Linked DNA regions of Homo sapiens: region 2 is linked to region 1. Evidence: read pairs that join two places in POLR2A ChIA-PET (ENCODE). Cell type or tissue: OCI-LY7. All regions are shown on one strand.

The links. ChIA-PET counts read pairs that join two places held together with the same protein. Peaks named below come from ENCODE experiments on the same cell type or tissue, not always from the same donor. Only the 100,000 strongest peaks of a DNase experiment are listed, where the experiment ranks them.
Region 2: POLR2A ChIA-PET joins it to region 1 with 5 read pairs; 3 of 35 experiments call an interaction of 5 or more read pairs at or near these places.

What each region holds. Positions count from the first base shown.
Region 1 is chr2:8,569,559-8,577,558 of GRCh38, forward strand. LINC01814 (long intergenic non-protein coding RNA 1814) reads right to left here. Exons shown (of 6, transcript NR_110257.1): 4 at 7,353-7,583; 5 at 890-1,023. Among named protein-coding and RNA genes, the nearest start is that of LINC01814, 10 kb to the right of the region's middle. RefSeq lists enhancers at 2,363-2,942, 5,095-5,294, 5,315-5,364, 5,385-5,434. In OCI-LY7, a CTCF peak has its summit at 4,866; DNase peaks (open chromatin) are centred at 3,313, 4,183, 4,893, 7,383 and 5 weaker places; H3K4me3 peaks cover 6,466 bases; H3K27ac peaks cover 6,984 bases.
Region 2 is chr2:8,503,469-8,511,468 of GRCh38, forward strand. No RefSeq gene overlaps it. Among named protein-coding and RNA genes, the nearest start is that of LINC01814, 76 kb to the right of the region's middle. In OCI-LY7, no CTCF peak of the experiment used is centred here; no DNase peak of the experiment used is centred here.

The DNA.
Region 1 (8,000 bases):
CCACACCCCACCCATTGCCAGCTGGAAAACTAGCCCCAGTGCTCACCTGGGAGCACCCTTGCTTTTCAACTGCCATACCTGTCTCTCTGTTCAATCCACGGCCCTGAGCTGGATGGAGGGTCCCGCAACAGACAGAATGGAATGGCCCTGCCATGCACCTGCCACATCTGCCACGCCCTTCCCGAGATGCTGCACAACACCCGTGTCCCCTCTGCAGTGCATGGGCAGCTGCAACTCCACTCTGTCCTCCTCAGGGTGCTCCCGGCAGCCCACAGGCCCCCAGGAAATGAGCCACCGGGATAGTGAGCCCTTGGTCATCCACCCAAAACACAGCACTCGTCCCTTTTCTAGCAGAGCAGGGTGACTTCACCACCCTATGGTCACCAAGCACAGGGCATTCCCGACCCTGCGATGGGAGCGAAACATGAAAGCCCTGGAAAAATCGAGTTAGGAGAGAGGAGGAGGAGGGAAGGGCATTGAAGACCATTTCCCATGCGAGAAACCACCCTCTGGACAAGGCAGGAACCAATTGGAAGACTCAAGCAACTCCCCAGACTCACTGGAACTCAGAATCCTGCACTTTGCAACCTCCATTACTGATTGTAAAAGTGGTGATATTTGTAAACAGCATCCTCACAGAAGGTTTCCCTTTGGTTTGTTTAATAATTACTGTTTAAAGAAAGTCATGACTTCATCAAAAAACAAAAACAAAACCCCAGATGCGGCATTTGAATAGTTCCTGGGGAAATTTAAGTCATGGAGAAAAGAAAGATCACGGGAAAAGAATCAACTGCATTATTTTTTTTAAAAATGGCCTAAATTAGAACAGATCTCAGGAATGGCTTCCTAAGATAGATTTCTGACAAATGAAAACACAACATGGGCTCACCCTCCTGGGAGAGATGGGGGCTCTGCGGTCGTGGTTGATGCGTTTAGTTTGTTTTGCTTTCGCGAAGTAGGAGCTCATTCACTCTTGATTCAATCCATCAGGAACACGAAAGCAGATTGTGTGCAGGGAGAGATCTACAAAACAGAGATTCCAGAACCTCAGCTGCCTCCCTTCCAATGGAGTCCACTGCTTTGAAGCTCTTCTTGAAGCACACATCTCTCTCCACCAAGGACCACACACAATGTGGTTGAGTCCCCTTCCACCAAACACCCTAAAACATGGGGGCCTCTGGGCCCCCTTAGGCTCCTGGAAAACCCCTTCTGAGATGACTTGGCAACTGGGGGCCCCGGGGCCTGGGAACCTTGGGTCAGGCACAGAGGCCAAGTGGCCCTGCAGCCGGTGCGGACCATTCAGGGCTGGCTTAGCGAGCGAGCGCAGGGCCCGCATTCACAGGCACAAAACCTCGCTGGTGGCACTGGGCACGCAGCCCTTCCTGTCGCCAGACGAGACTTCCTCGACATTGCTCCCATACTAAGAAGCACCGCGTTTCATTCAACAAACCAAGTGTGGATTTGATAGCTGTAGTTACTATAGAGATGCGAGGTTTTCTGCAGGGGAAGGAGCCCTGGCGGCTTGACCCCGAATCCTTCACACAGCCCACAAAGTAGCCAGATGCTCCGAAAGAAATGATGGGAGCTGGACAGGAAATGACGGCCAAGGCAACAGCCTTGCTTTCCCATCTGCGTCGAGCCCGCCTTTGTTTTGCCATCTTTTCACCCCATTTTTAATCTATGCCATGTTCATATATTGTGATATCTTTATAAGCCATCAGAAACTCTTTTCTTGAATGAGGAGAGAGGTGATGAAATACAAGAAATGGAGTGACCTGAAAGGAAATAAGCGGGTGGCTGCAGACTGACGAAGGTGGGAACTCTGGGTTCGCGGTGATGCTCCTGCATGCCTCTTACCTGGGGCCTCTGCGTTCTAGGCAGAGGCAACAGCGTCATGGACTTTAAAGAATTTCTAGCTTTGATGCCTGAAGTGCTTCTAGAGAGGTGTTCCTTTTTTTTGAGACAGAGTTTCGCTCTTGTTGCCCAGGCTACTAAGCAAAGAACTAACGTCAGAATTCCCTAGGGTGCCAAAAACACACCCACAAAACTAAAATCCACATCCCCAGGCCCCCACTGACTCTGTCTCAGGGGAGTAGGACCCCGAATCTGCACTTTCCCCAGGTAACTTGAGCTCAATGCAGCATGAGCACCGCTGCCCTAAAAGGCAAGTGCCCAGCCCCTGCCATCTGCCAGCAGCTGCCCCACGCTGACCGACTCTCTCCTCCCCACATCGAGGCCCCATAGGTTGGGCTCATGGCCTCCCTCGCCTCTCCCAACAACACCTGTGTAGCCTGGAAGCCACAGCTGTGTGATGCCCTCTTTCCTGACCCCTTGTGCATGGCCCTCCTTCTCCCATTCCCCCTCCCCGCTCAGGGCCCCCAGGGCCTTGCAGAAGTCCCACCCCAGCACGGGGACACTGTGGGGGCCCCAAGTGGCTCCAGGGTTAGTCACCTCCACTAGTCTGCCAGCTCCATCAACAGCCTCATCCTGGTCTTCACTGAGCTGCAGACTAGGCCGGGTGCATAGCGAGTAAATGTTTGTTGAACAAACAGATGGGTCTTTATTACTTTCCTCCAGGAACTCACTCACCCTGTGCTGCTCCCAACCCCAACACACAGCCTGTGACAAAACAAGGCCCCATGGAACCCTGGCTAGACTGCAGTTCGGGAGCCGTCTGCCTCTGGCTAGGTATTTCCATGTCTTTGAGTCTGGCTCCTACAGCAGCCTCTCTCTTTCTGTAATCAAAACGGGACTCATGCCGTGAGCCTCAGCTTAAATGCCACCTCCTCTAGGAAGCCTCCTTTGATTTCCTCCTATTCATTCCAAACATTTCCTGAGTGTCTGCACTCAAGGACTGCTGGGAAGCGCCTTGCTGCTTCCCTCCTCTGGCCTTTGTGGATGGCTCTTATTTTACTCCTGTGTCTTTGGAATTACATATCACACACATGCAACACATAAGCACACAAATACATGCACACACATGCACTCACACACACCCTTCAACAGACGAGTGAGGACTGAGTCTTGCTCATTAGTCCAGAGATTTACAGGGAAAAGCTTCCCAGAAAGGTTTGTTGAATGAAGAAAGCATAGAAGGAAACCAGGCTCACAGAAGGGGAACCTGGGTAAGTCCAAGGAAGGGAAGCTAACAGCCTAAGCCTAGTGGCTTCTCTTGACTGTACCCTTACTAGTGACAAAATCAAAATCCACAGTTGTAAATGCCACAGCTGGGAAGCACAGCCAGGTGCATCTGGCTTGGGAGCCCACACCCTCCCCACAACCTCTCCTGCCCCAGCCCACCTGCAAATGGAGCAGCAGGGTCTAGAGCTGGCCTCCCCAGGGCTCTATGCTAACCACAGCGAGGCTCTGCGTGCGGGTCATGCCAGCTGCCTGGGACCCACAGGGGCGTCCGGGGCCACTGAGGGAGCAGAGTGAGAGGAACAGCTCCAGCACAGTGCTGGAATTCAGCCCGCCCAGAGTCCATCAGCACAGTGCTGGAAGTCAGCACGCCTAGATGCCAACGTCGGGTTCTACCGCTGACTAGCTGCGTCTTGGCCATGTTATTTCACTTCTTTGTGCCTCAGTTTCCTCACTGGTAAAATGGAAAGAACAAGAAGAATAATGTCTACATTATGAGAGCGTTATGCCATTTCAGTGAGGTGATACTTGTGCCAGCTCCGCGAAGCCAGAGGCAGACAGCCTGCACTGAACGCTGGGGTGATGATTACATCAGCCACCACGTATCAAGCACCACCGTTCCGGCCCCTCTCTTATCCTTTGCTTATTTAATCCCCACCACTAGCCTCTAAGGAAGTATTCACATCCCCATGTGCAGAGGAGAAATCGGAGGTGGTTTGACTTGCCCAGGGCCACCCAGGTAATGAGGGGTTTGGACCGAGGATCCCGGCCTCCACAGTTGTCACATGGCTGTCTGCCTTTTGCAGGTCAAAATTCCCCAGCCAGAGCCAGGTCCCCCGCAGAAGCTGTGTGTCCTGTCTGCAGCGGGAGGCCAGGCCTGCCTGGTGCTCACATTCCCCAGGTGGACTGTCTGGGAAGAACCGCCACCCCCTGGGCTTGTGGGAGTGAAGGCCTGTGCAAGGTGGTGGGGGAAGGGCGAGCCGGACAGAAAAGCCCCAGGTAATGTAAATGGAAACTCTAACCGACAGCCCTGCACCTGGTGTTTTTGCATTTCCCAATCCAGCTGAAGGGATTGTGTGTGCAGCTTTGAGCTCACTCCTAGGCCGAGGTCAGGTGTGGCCTGGAGGAAGCAAGCAGTGGCCCACGTCGCGAGACAGCCGGTCTGCACCGCAAAGCCACTTCACGTCCCAGCCTGGGAATTCTGGGATGGTGCTTGTTTCAACCCTGTCCCTTGGGTGACCTGGAAAACACCTGGGTGTCACCCCCACCTCAGCTCTAAGCCGGTCATTCCCGGCCAAAGCAGGAGAACTCTCTCAGCTCCAGGGAGGAAGGAGTGACGCCTGCTCACCCTACAGACACGTGAGGGATTACAGGGAGGCCCAAAGCCACTTGTCCAGCTGCAAACTGCAAAGGTCACCCTCCGCACACTCTCTTCCCTGAAGCCCCTGCACGCCGCTGGGGACCGGAGCATGTGGTTCTCTCTAATGACAAATATGCGTGTCATCTACCCCCAAAATACAGCAATCGCCAGGAAAGCGAGGTTCCTGGAGCTGAAAGAATTTGCCCAAGGTCACACACAACCGGCAGAACCGGGACTTGCCAGGTCTGAACCCAAGGCTCCGGCACTTTCGCTGAGCCTATCTGTACAGGAACTGCAGCTGCCGCAGTTTAGGGAAACCAGTCCGAATACGTGACCCAGCATCGGCCACCCGCTAGGGCCGCCAGAGTGAAAGCTAGGCCCTGGGGAAACCCCAGACACACAGGAGGCAGGGTCCCTGGCCTTGAACTACAATAAGTAGGTGAGCTGGGCAAACTGTGTGCAGCTGACTGGAGCCGGCCCCAGCTGCGTGCAGACGGACAGGTACATGCTGAGTGTCAGGGACACAGAAGAAGGAGGGGGCATGCAGCCAGCCGGTGCCAGTCTGAGAATGCTGATGCCCACCTCAGGTTCTGGAGAGGACCTGTGTCCAAGGAGGAAGGCGGGCAGCCAGTCTTGCCCACAGCTAAGACAAGGCTCTAAAACACAGCTATGGGTGGGGACATCGGCCTGGAGGCCTCCTAGCCCCCATCGGGCAAAGAGCACCTTTCACAGACACAAATGCATGACTGTGCTGGGCAGAAAGAAGGCCTGTGACTCACAGGCTTCTGCATCCCTGCAGACATAGTGTGCGGGGAGGCGTTTGGAGGCAGCCTCCCCCGCCAGCGGGCTGGTCTGTGGTGCCCTGAACTGCATTCACTCCCCACGGTAGTCTGAGCCCCCTCCCCACCACCAGAAAAGGTATAGCAAGCAGTGCAATGGGTTGGCTCATCCATCTACCACTTCCCCAAAATAGATTCCTGCCCGAGGGCTGTTCCAATGCAGGAGGCTGCTGGATTGAGCTGGCCTTGGTCCATGCACCCTCCTATCAGTTAGAACCCTTTCTCAGAGGTGCCTCCGGGAACCAGATCATGTCACTGACAACTCTTCCCAGTAGCAGAAAGCTCAGGAGCTAAAAAGGCAAATATAGGCCAGATGTTGGCCAAGGGGCTTAGTGGTTGTTAAGAAACGATCTCTGATTCAACTCCCAGCTAAGCTCGGCCAGACGGTCATCTGAGTGCCTCTTCCAACCTGTCCCCGAATTACGTGTTCCACAGGCCCCATTCTCTTGGGGTCTGAGGGGTGCCCTCACCCTGAGCGTCGGGTCCCTGCAGTCCAGGTTCCAGTCTCCTATGGATCCCGAGTCCAAATGAGGGACTCGGTTCCCAAAAGAGGAGGCTCTTTGCTTGGAGAGCAGCCCTCAGCCTGCGCTGACAGCACCTCCTCCGTTATCCGGCGCACTGCCAGGAGCTGCACCCACAGAGGAAATGGGCCCGTGACATGAAAGCCCCAACAAAACCAACATCGGGTGGGTTATTTTTATCCTCCTAAAGATTTTTAGCCAAGACCCCGGCAGCTAAAGGGCATCCCGGGCTTTGAGGAGACTTCTCTGCAGCTCTCACTCCCACGCTCGGTGCCCTCCCTCCCCTAGCCCCCCCACCCCCGCCCCCGGGAACTGAGAAAGTGGATCAGGTCAGAGCAGAGCATTCCTCATTCTGCCATCTCCACGGGAAAACTAATTAGTTGCCAAATATTCAGAATGGGTAATTGCTACCTGAATTAATAAGGGCAAACAGCCGGCAAGAAAACAGTGGTTTACTATTTCTGAGCGCTTACCTCTCTTAACCCAGAGTCCAGACTCCGCGGGAATGGACCCACGTGTGGCATGAGGCAGAACTCCGGCTGGGGCTGCCGAAAAGGGGGACACAGATGGTGAGGGCAGCTCCTGCACTGGGGTCAGCTAAACAATGCTGTAGCGAAGTCACCATCTGTTTCCTCTTGCACACACGTATACACACACATAAACACACGTGCATGCACGGGCACACACAGGCATACCCCACACAAGTACACACATGCATGAACACATGTGCACATATACGCACATCACAAACAAGTGAGCACACACCAGCTACACCCTGCACACGTGCAGATACACATACCACACATTCACACTACACACACATGCACACTCTACACATGCCTGCACATACACCATACACACTCATTGTGCACACACTCCATACATCACACCACACATGTGCATGCACACACATTCACGTACCACAGGCACCAAACCACACACACAAAGCACACACACAACACACTCACACCATACACACACACTTACACCCCAGGAACAGCCAAGGGTTCCAAGAAGAATGCATCAAGCCAGGATCCTCACCCAGGGTCTTCAGCAAGTCACCCCAAGTTCCTCAACTCTGACAAGGGGGCATTTAGAACAAACTAAGAGTGTTGTAGGCAGAGGAGGAAGAAACGGAGGGAAAGGAAAGTTGAGATGACACTGAAGAGGAGAGAGACGCCTAGAAAGGCTGGGAAGAGCCTGGCCACAGCCCCAATCTCCACTCCTCCTGCTTCCCTGAGGCACAGAGACTTCAGATGCACCCCCAGAGAGGCCCTCAGACCTAGCCCAATCACTACCGTGCTGTGTGACCTCAGACAAGTCACTTCACCTCTCTGAACCTAGGCTTCTGCTGATGTAAAAACGAGATGATTCCGTGCAGTCATTTAAACAGTTCGAATACAATGCCCTTCCAGAGGTTTCAGTTCAAGTTTGGGGTCATCGCAGTTACTCCCGACCTTTCAGCCCCTCCCCCATCCCTGCCAAAGTACTTACCTTATTTGAATTAATGCTGACGACTCCACTGCCACAGGACTTCCCCTTGAGCAGTCAGCCACAAGTCACTTCCTCCAGGGGTGGCCATGACTCTCTGGAGCACCTCCAACCCCATGTCACAGGCAGCTTGGCCGAGAGAACTCCAGCTGGGAAACTCCCGTCCAGTCCACGCAGGGAATCTGGCTCTGCATCTGGGTGGGTGGCCTGTGTGGCATCTGCCTCTCTGTGAAGCTGTGATGGAAAATTAAGTGGGTTGATGATGTGCATACAATGTTTTATTTAACAATGTGTTGTAAGGAGTTCTCATATCTGTACAGAGAGCTGCCTCTTTTTTTTAATGACCAAACAATAATTCTATTAAATGTCTGCATCATAATCTATTCCACTGAATCCCTTTTGAGGGACGTGTTTGGTATTTCCAGTCTTTGACCTTTACAAAAGTTGCTGTGACATATATGCTTATATGTGCTCATTTTGTATCAATAAAAAGTCACATGTGTATAGATATCTCTATATATCTTTAAAGATTCCTATTTGCATGGAAGAACACTATACACCAAGTTATTAACCGTGGTTACTTCTGAGAGATGATTAGGGAAGAAAACTCCTTAAACTTTTTGTAAGCAAGTATTGCTTTATAATTTTAAA
Region 2 (8,000 bases), 66 kb before region 1:
ATTTCTCAAATAAGGATGATCTAGGGAAAAATATCAGGGGAGTGGAGGTCAGGAGAGGAGTGTGTGGATTCAGCTCTGCCTGGGGCAAGGCGCTTTTTCTCTCTGCCCCCCTTCCCCCCATTTCCATCTGTAATAAGGCACAGGCTGGACCAGACATGCCTCCAGTGCCTGCTAGCTCCACCAATAAGGACCGTGAATAACACTTATTCCCATTCCCATTTTACTGGTTTCCGAATATGAGAAGATCATTGCCAATTTTTCTCTTTTCTCTTTCAACACTACTGTGATGGTTAATGGTGAGTGTCAACTTGATTGGATTGAAGGATGCAAAGCATTGGTCCTGGGTGTGTCTGTGTGGGTGCTGCCAAAGGAGATTAACATTTGAGTCAGTGGACTGGGAGAGGCAGACCCACCCTCAGTCTGGGCACCAGCTAATCAGCTGCCAGTGCGGCTAGGATAAAGCAGGCAGAGGAACATGGAAGGACGAGACTGGCTGAGTCTTCCAGCCTCCATCTTTCTCCTGTGCTGGATGCTTCCTGCCCTCGAACATTGGACTCCAAGTTCTTCAGTTTTTGGACTCTTGGACTTCCACCAGTGGCTTGCCAGGGGCTCTCGGGCCTTCGGACACAGACTGAAGGCTGCACTGTTGGCTTCCCTACTTTTGAGATGTTGGGACTCGGACTGCTTCCTTGCTCCTGGGCTAGCCGATGGCCTATTGTGGGACTTCACCTTCTAACCGTGTGAGTCGATTCTCCTTAATAAACTCCCTTTTATATATACATCTGTCCTATAAGTCCTGTCTCTCTAGAGAACCCTGACTAATGCAACTACTTCATAAGCCACTCTGCTCTCCTTCTACCACACTTACCTGCTCACAGGGCAAAACCTGTCAGGGATGTGGAGCTTTGTAGGGCAGACGAACCCACCAGCCTCCCATGCAAGGCACCCGAGAGGGGTTAGAGGTAGTAAGGAAAAGGGCTAACGGAGGTGGCTCCTGGATAGACAAACACCAGTTCCAAGTCCTCAGGCCCCAGAAACCTCTCAGGACCCAATCTCATTTGTTCAACTCCAAGTCAACCATGACCCATGGAAAGCTCATGAATCCGTGGTGGCCAGCAGGCAAGAAACAATGTTGCTATATACTGGTGTTTGCCATCGGTGGAAATTCATACTACGGAATGATCTCATCCGTGTGCATCTGCTCCAGCTGCCCTAACAAAGTAGCACACTGGGGCCTTAAACAACAGAGATGCAATTCCTCACAGTTCCGGAGGCGGGAAGTCCGAGATCACAGTGTTGGCAGGTCTGATTCCTCCCAAGGCCTCTCTCCCTGGACTGCAGAGGCTGATTCCTACCTTTGTCCACACATGGTCGTCCCTTTGTGTGTGTCTGTGTCCTAATCTCTATTCTTACAAGGACACCAGTCACAGCAGATTAGGGCCCACCCTGATGACCTCATTTTAATTTAATGAACCTCTTTTTTTTTAATCGGCATACATTACTTATTTTTATTAATGTAAAATAAAATATATTAACATTCTATTCGCTACATGTCAAAACACAATTTTAATGGCTTAATAATCTTCTATCATATACATGTATCATATTTTTTATCATACTTTAAGTTCTAGGGTGCATGTGCACAACGTGCAGGTTTATTACATATGTATACATTAACTCGGCATTTACATTAGGTATATCTCCTAATGCTATCCCTCCCCCCTCCCCCCACCCCATGACAGGCCCCGGTGTGTGATGTTCCCCTTCCTGTGTCCATGTGTTCTCATTGTTCAATTCCCACCTATGAGTGAGAACATGCGGTGTTTGGTTTTCTGTGCTTGCAATAGTTTGCTGAGAATGATGGTTTCCAGGTACTGAAAGTTAAGACTTCTCATGTGGTTTGAAGGGACACAGCTCAGCTTGTAACATCCAAACTGCCACTTTACAGATTTCAGAGTAAATTGGTGACACAGGCCAGAATGGAGTGCCCACCCCCGATCCCCACGCCTCTGCCTCTCCCGCATCGCTGTGCCCACCCCCGATCCCGCATCGCTCCAGCCATGCTGTGTCCCCCAGCAGCCCTGCAGTCCTAGTCCACCCTGAATGAAGTTTCTATGTGCTCTGTTGCTGAAGAGTGTTGGATTTAAAAATGAAAAGCTCACTTACCAGCTGGGAGGCCTCTGACCACTCCCTTAAAGCTCCCGAGGCCTGAATGTCCTTGTCCACAGAATGGGAAGGTTAATCCTACATTCCTAAAACTTGTAGTCTGAATAGAGTCTGCATGAGCCTGCACCTCGGGGTGAGGACAGGGAGGGAAGGCGCATCCAGTCAAACAAAAGTGTCAACAGCACTCCCAGGCAGTGTGGAAACTTGCTGAGAATACACTTTACACATCTCTGGAAGTTTAATTTTACAACAATAATTAAAATTAAATCATAGATAATCCACACCAGACTCAGCTGGCCTCTTTGGGTTTCTATGTGTGTGTGAGAGAAAATGCTGTGACTCTTCTAGAGGGTTCCAGACTGCAGACCCCCCCATGTGACAGATATACTCCTGAATAGGCCCAGCAGCCAGCTTTCCCTGTCCTCTCTGTGTGGGTCGCTCCCTAACATGGTTCGGATGTGTGTCCCTGCCCAAATCTCTGGTTGAAATGGAATCCCCATTGTTGGAGGTGGGGCCTGGGGGGAGGGCACTGGATCATGCCAGCAGATTTCTCATGAACATTTCAGCAGCACCCCCCTTAGTACGATCCTCACCATAGTGAGTGAGTTCTTGCAAGATCTGGTCATTTAAAAGTGTGTAGCCCCTCCCTCGTCACGCTCTTGCTCCTGTTCTGGCCATGTGAGATGCCTGCTTCCGCTTCACCTTCCTCCACAATTGGAAGCTTCCTGAGAGCTCTCCAGAAGCCAAGCAGATGCCAGCATCATGCTTCCTGTACAGCCTGCAGAACTGTGAGCCAGTTAACCCTCTTTTCTTTATAAATTGCCCAGTCTCAGGTATTTATTTGTATTTCAGAAATACAAGTACAGCCTAATACACTCGCCAAGGAGGGGGCCATGTGAGGCTCCCAGAATTCTAGAAGACGGAGAAGCCCGGAGCTTCCAGATCCTGGTGCCATGTTTGTTCATGGTGTGGAAACCTCCTCTCGGTATTCCTTGTTGCTCACCTACAAAATCAGAGAGAAGAAGGCAAATGTTTGCCATTCTCTGAGGCAGCAGGGAGAGGGAAAAAGGATGTAGCCTCATAGAGAGGTGGATCTGAGGTCTCAGGCTCCTCTGCATCTTAACTGGGTGATCAGGGGCAGGCACCGTAGCTGCTCCAAGCATTTGTGTCTTCACTTGATAAATGAAGATCACGCTGTGATTGTTCATCAGACTGCAATTGTTCAGCTCCTTATGTAAATGAGCATCACAGAGCGTTGAAAGTTCCTCCAAATATTTATGCAAAACTCTGGGAACAGGGTCTGGCACATGGTGAGCATTTAAAATATACATTAGTTTCCTCCACATGTCCTGACAAGCCGACTACATGTGCGAGCCGTCTCCACCCCAGCTGTGGCAGATATTCAAAAACTACCTGAAATGGGCAAAGTGCCTTGTAGTTTAGAAAGTGCTTCACGGTGCTCAATATTTAATAGGTGATCAGTAAGTGTTCTCTGGGTAATGCATCAACTTGCTTAATACTCTGACCTAGAGAGGTAAAGGGGCCTGCCTTCGCTACCCTTCACCTAGGTCTTCAAACTCCAGACCCAGGGCTTTTTCCAGAGCAAACAGATACAACTTTTCTTCTTCCCCTACATAAAGCCCAATGCCATGACCTTTATAAGAACTGCGATAAAATTTTGGAGCCAAGACACTGAATTTGCGGTTTGTGTTTGCCTTCTCACTACTTGGATAACTGGTCCTTCAGTTACCCTCAAAGCCTGGTTCTCTGCTATCACCAGAACGTACAGGCGCACAGCCTCTATAGGTCTTCTGCTCCATTGATGAGGCTTCTCATCAGGTGGAGGCCACCTCCAGCAGGTGCCATCGTTCTTCGCCCTTATTCACTGGGACCTCCCGCACTATGCCAGCCCTCCCCCACCCTCCTCAACCTGCAAGAACAGCCACGTTCAGCTCCCCCAGGCCAGGGACTCAGCATTTGGGCACTGCTGGTGTCTGCTCAAAGGTTCCGTATTTGAGACTCAATGGCTAAATTCAGTAATACCACCACAATTTCACCCAAAAGCATTATAGTAATTACTGAGTTATATTAGGAGCTTATTTAAGATAACATCTTATTTGCACAATGTAGTTCAAATAGAGGGTTAGTGCAGTCAGCGTGATTGTTCAATTCCTAATGTACATGAGCATAATCACTCCGCAAGTGCCGCACCGCTTTCACACATGTGAACAGCTAGAGCCGAAAGCATAAATATATGTCTTTTAAGGTGGTGGCACAGTTAGAATAAGAAGGTTTAGGTTGACATGTAAACAGGAATTTAGTTGTCTCTTTAGCACCGTATTGTAGGATGTAAAAATGCCTCCAAGACAGCTCTCTTAAGGAAGCCAAATCTGCTATCCCAAACCACTGCATGTTATTAGTAATCAGAGTTTCTGTTTATCAAATACCTTCTGTGTCCCAGGCACAGTGCTATGCCCTTTATGTAAATATTTCACGCAATTCTTTCCTCCCTGCACTTCTGTGAGGTCGACATTATTAGCCCCATTGGAGAGAAGAAAAAATGGAGGCTCTCGTGGGTTAAATAACAGGTGAAATGGCTTGGATATTTGTCCCCGCCCAAATCTCATGTTGAAATGTAAACCTTAGCGTTGGAGGCGGGCCTGGTGGGAGGTGTTTGGGTCACGGGGGGTGGATCCCTCAGGGCTTGGTGCTGTCCTCGAAATAGTGAGTGAGTTCTCTGAGATCTGGTTGTTTGAAAGTGTGTGGCACCTCCCCGCTCTCTCTCTTGCTCACACTCTCCCCATGTGATACCTCGGCTCCCCCTTTGCCTTCCACCATGATTGGAAGCTCCCTGAAGCCTCCCCAGAAGCTGACCAGATGTCAGCACCTCACTTCCTGTACAGTCTGCAGAACTGGGAGCCAATTAAACCCCTTTTCTGTACAAATTACCCAGCCTTGGGTATTTCTTTATAGTATGGCAAGACTGGCCGAACACAATGCGTCTGAGGCCACGCAGCCCCAGCTGGGGTTCCGCGTGTCAAACTCCCATATCTGGCCCTCTCCTGGGTCCCATACTCCCTGCCCCTGCAAATTGGGAGCTTAGCTTCGTTCCACACACCCAGGAACCCCGGGGTGGCCTCCAAGCACGCTAAGTGCTCGTCCACTGCTCCTACCAGCCAGACCTTCACCAGCCACCAAATGAGCCAGAAGGAAGCCAGAAGCCAGAGGCTGGGCCAGACAGGGAAGTGCCCATTCCTCGCCATGCCACCCCACAACCCCCACCACCAGATGCACAGAACTGATGTGGAAAGCTCTGGGCAGCAGGGACAGGTGCACAGGGGTCCTTGGCTAATGGAAGTCCCAGGGGTCTGGGTGCATCTTGGAACTTCTGGCGGGTCCCCAAAGTCCCACCCTGCCCATGGCCCACAGTCCCCCATGCATCAAAGCCCCCAAGCTGCTCTCCTCTGCCAAGAGCCGCCACTGCTCCCTGAGCCTCCTTGTGAACCTGGCAGAGGGCTTTCTGTGCTGGGTTATCTTCCTAACAAAGAAACTTGATTTTCCTCACTTTACAAGAAAACACACAACACACAAAACCCCAAGCTGCACGGAAGGCACAGGCAGCCATTTCTGCAAGGCCTCTCAAGCTCAGCACCTCTGCTGGATCTCAGGCTGTGGTGTCAAGACCTTCTCAGTCATTGCAACCCAGCCAGATGCTGATTCCCCCAAGATCAAGACTCACCTAGGACTCCTTCGGACAACTGTAGTTCAGACATCTCCCTTTCTGAACTTAAGAGAAATGCTAACCAGAAGCTACACCGACTAATTTGAGTTCAACCCTGCCCATCTGGTAAGAAAGCTGTAGGGCTGGAAATTAATCAAGAATTATACCATATATAATATAGCTGATTGTGTATTATATTTCACACATAATGTGAATTCATGTAAGGCAACACATTGAATTATATTGCAGAGCAGCAGTAAATCTGCTCAGGTGCTTTTAAAAGTATTTTCTTTTCAGTACACTGAACATGCCACGGTGAGGTCAATTCCACTTTATCTATCATGAGCACTGCCACCATGAGCCTCATGTGGGCTTCTAGAGCAGAGGTTCCCTGTCCTTCACACTGAGGGCTGAGGGCTGAAGCATGTGCCTGGCTGGGGACATACAGGGCGAATAGGGCACTGGAGTCCCTCTATACCACAGCTTCCTTGCCCTCAGTTGGGTAACTGGGGTGTGGTCCACACTGTTTTCCAGAAGTCCCCATGGGACTGAGCCACCCAAGCTGAGACAACACACCCTTTATTAGCTTCCTTCCCTTCTATTATGGGGTGAACTGTGTCCCACCCCAAAGTGGTACATTGGGGTGCTGTGTCCCCCCCAAAGTGGTACATTGGAGTATATTAGTGGTACCTCAGAAGATGATCTCATTTGGAAACAGGGTCTTTACAGAGGTAACCGAATGTATTAGTCTGTTCTCATGCTGCTGATAAAGACATGCCCAAGACTGGGCAATTTACAAAAGAAAGAGGTTTATTGGACTTATAGTTCCACGTGGCTGGGGAAGCCTCCCAATCATGGCGGAAGGCAAGGAGGAGCAAGTCACATCTTACATGGAAGGCAGCAGGCAAAGAGAGAGCTTGTGCAGGGAAACTCCCCCTTATAAAACCATCAGATCTCACAAGACTTATTCACTATCATGAGAACAGCATGGGAAAGACCTGCCCCCATAATTCAATTACCTCCCACTGGGTCCCTCCCACAACACATGGGAATTCAAGATGAGATTTGCGTGGGGACACAGCCAAACCATATCACTAAGTGAAGATGAGGCCATAGGGTAGGCCCTGATCCAATATGACCTGTGTCCTTATAAGAGGGAAATTTGAATCCGGAGACAAACACACAGAGGGAAGGCAGTGTAGGGAGATGTCATGTGGACATGAAAGATGGGAGGGAGGCTTCTATAAGCCAAGGAATGCCTGAGGGCACCAGAAGCCAGGAGAGGGGACAGAACACAGCCTTCCCCAGAGCCTTCAGAGGACGAGGCCCTGCTGACAGCTCTCTGTCAGGAGGCCCTGCTGACAGCTCCCCTCCAGGACCATAGGCCAGAACATTCCCCTGTTGGAAGCCATCCAGCTGGCGGCTTTGTCACAGCAGCCTCAGAAGCACACACTCCTTCCCTGCCTCACTTCACACCAGTGTTTCCACCTGGGGTTGCCTCCCAAACCAAAACCCCCACTAAAATCCTTGTCTCCATGTCTGCTCCCAGGGGAACCCAAACCAAACCAGCCCTGAAATCTCATTTCAGCTTCTAAATCAAAACCATGAAAACTCAATGTGGTTCTTTGGAAGACAGAAACCCCCGTAGGACTAGGATTGGTCTTCCCAGCCATCCAGTAGCTCACAGGTGAGCCAAGCAGGCCCAGTGGGTGCCTACCTGTCTCAAGGCAGGGATGTGGTGAATGGACTTCTTCCAGGGTGAAAAAGGGAGGGGAGCTAAAAGGGCAAGTCTGGGCATCCCTGCCCCCTGCAGCTGTGGGGAGACAGAACCCACACTGGGGCTTCCAGGAACAAGCAGGCACTGCCCAGGAACTGCAGGCACTGAACTCCATGCAGAGAGTGGCTGGCCTGGGCTGTCCTGCTCTGCTCCAGGGCCCAGTATGAGAACCCCTGGGCTACAGACCATGCCAGGTGTCAGAGTTTCTTTTTCCAGAATGGATTGCTAGCTCCTTCCTGCCTGATCAAGGAAACTAATTCCTATAGCCTTCACCCAGTGTTAGCTTGTCTCATATCAAAGCTGAAGAAATGACATGGAATTTGCTAGAAAAAGGAG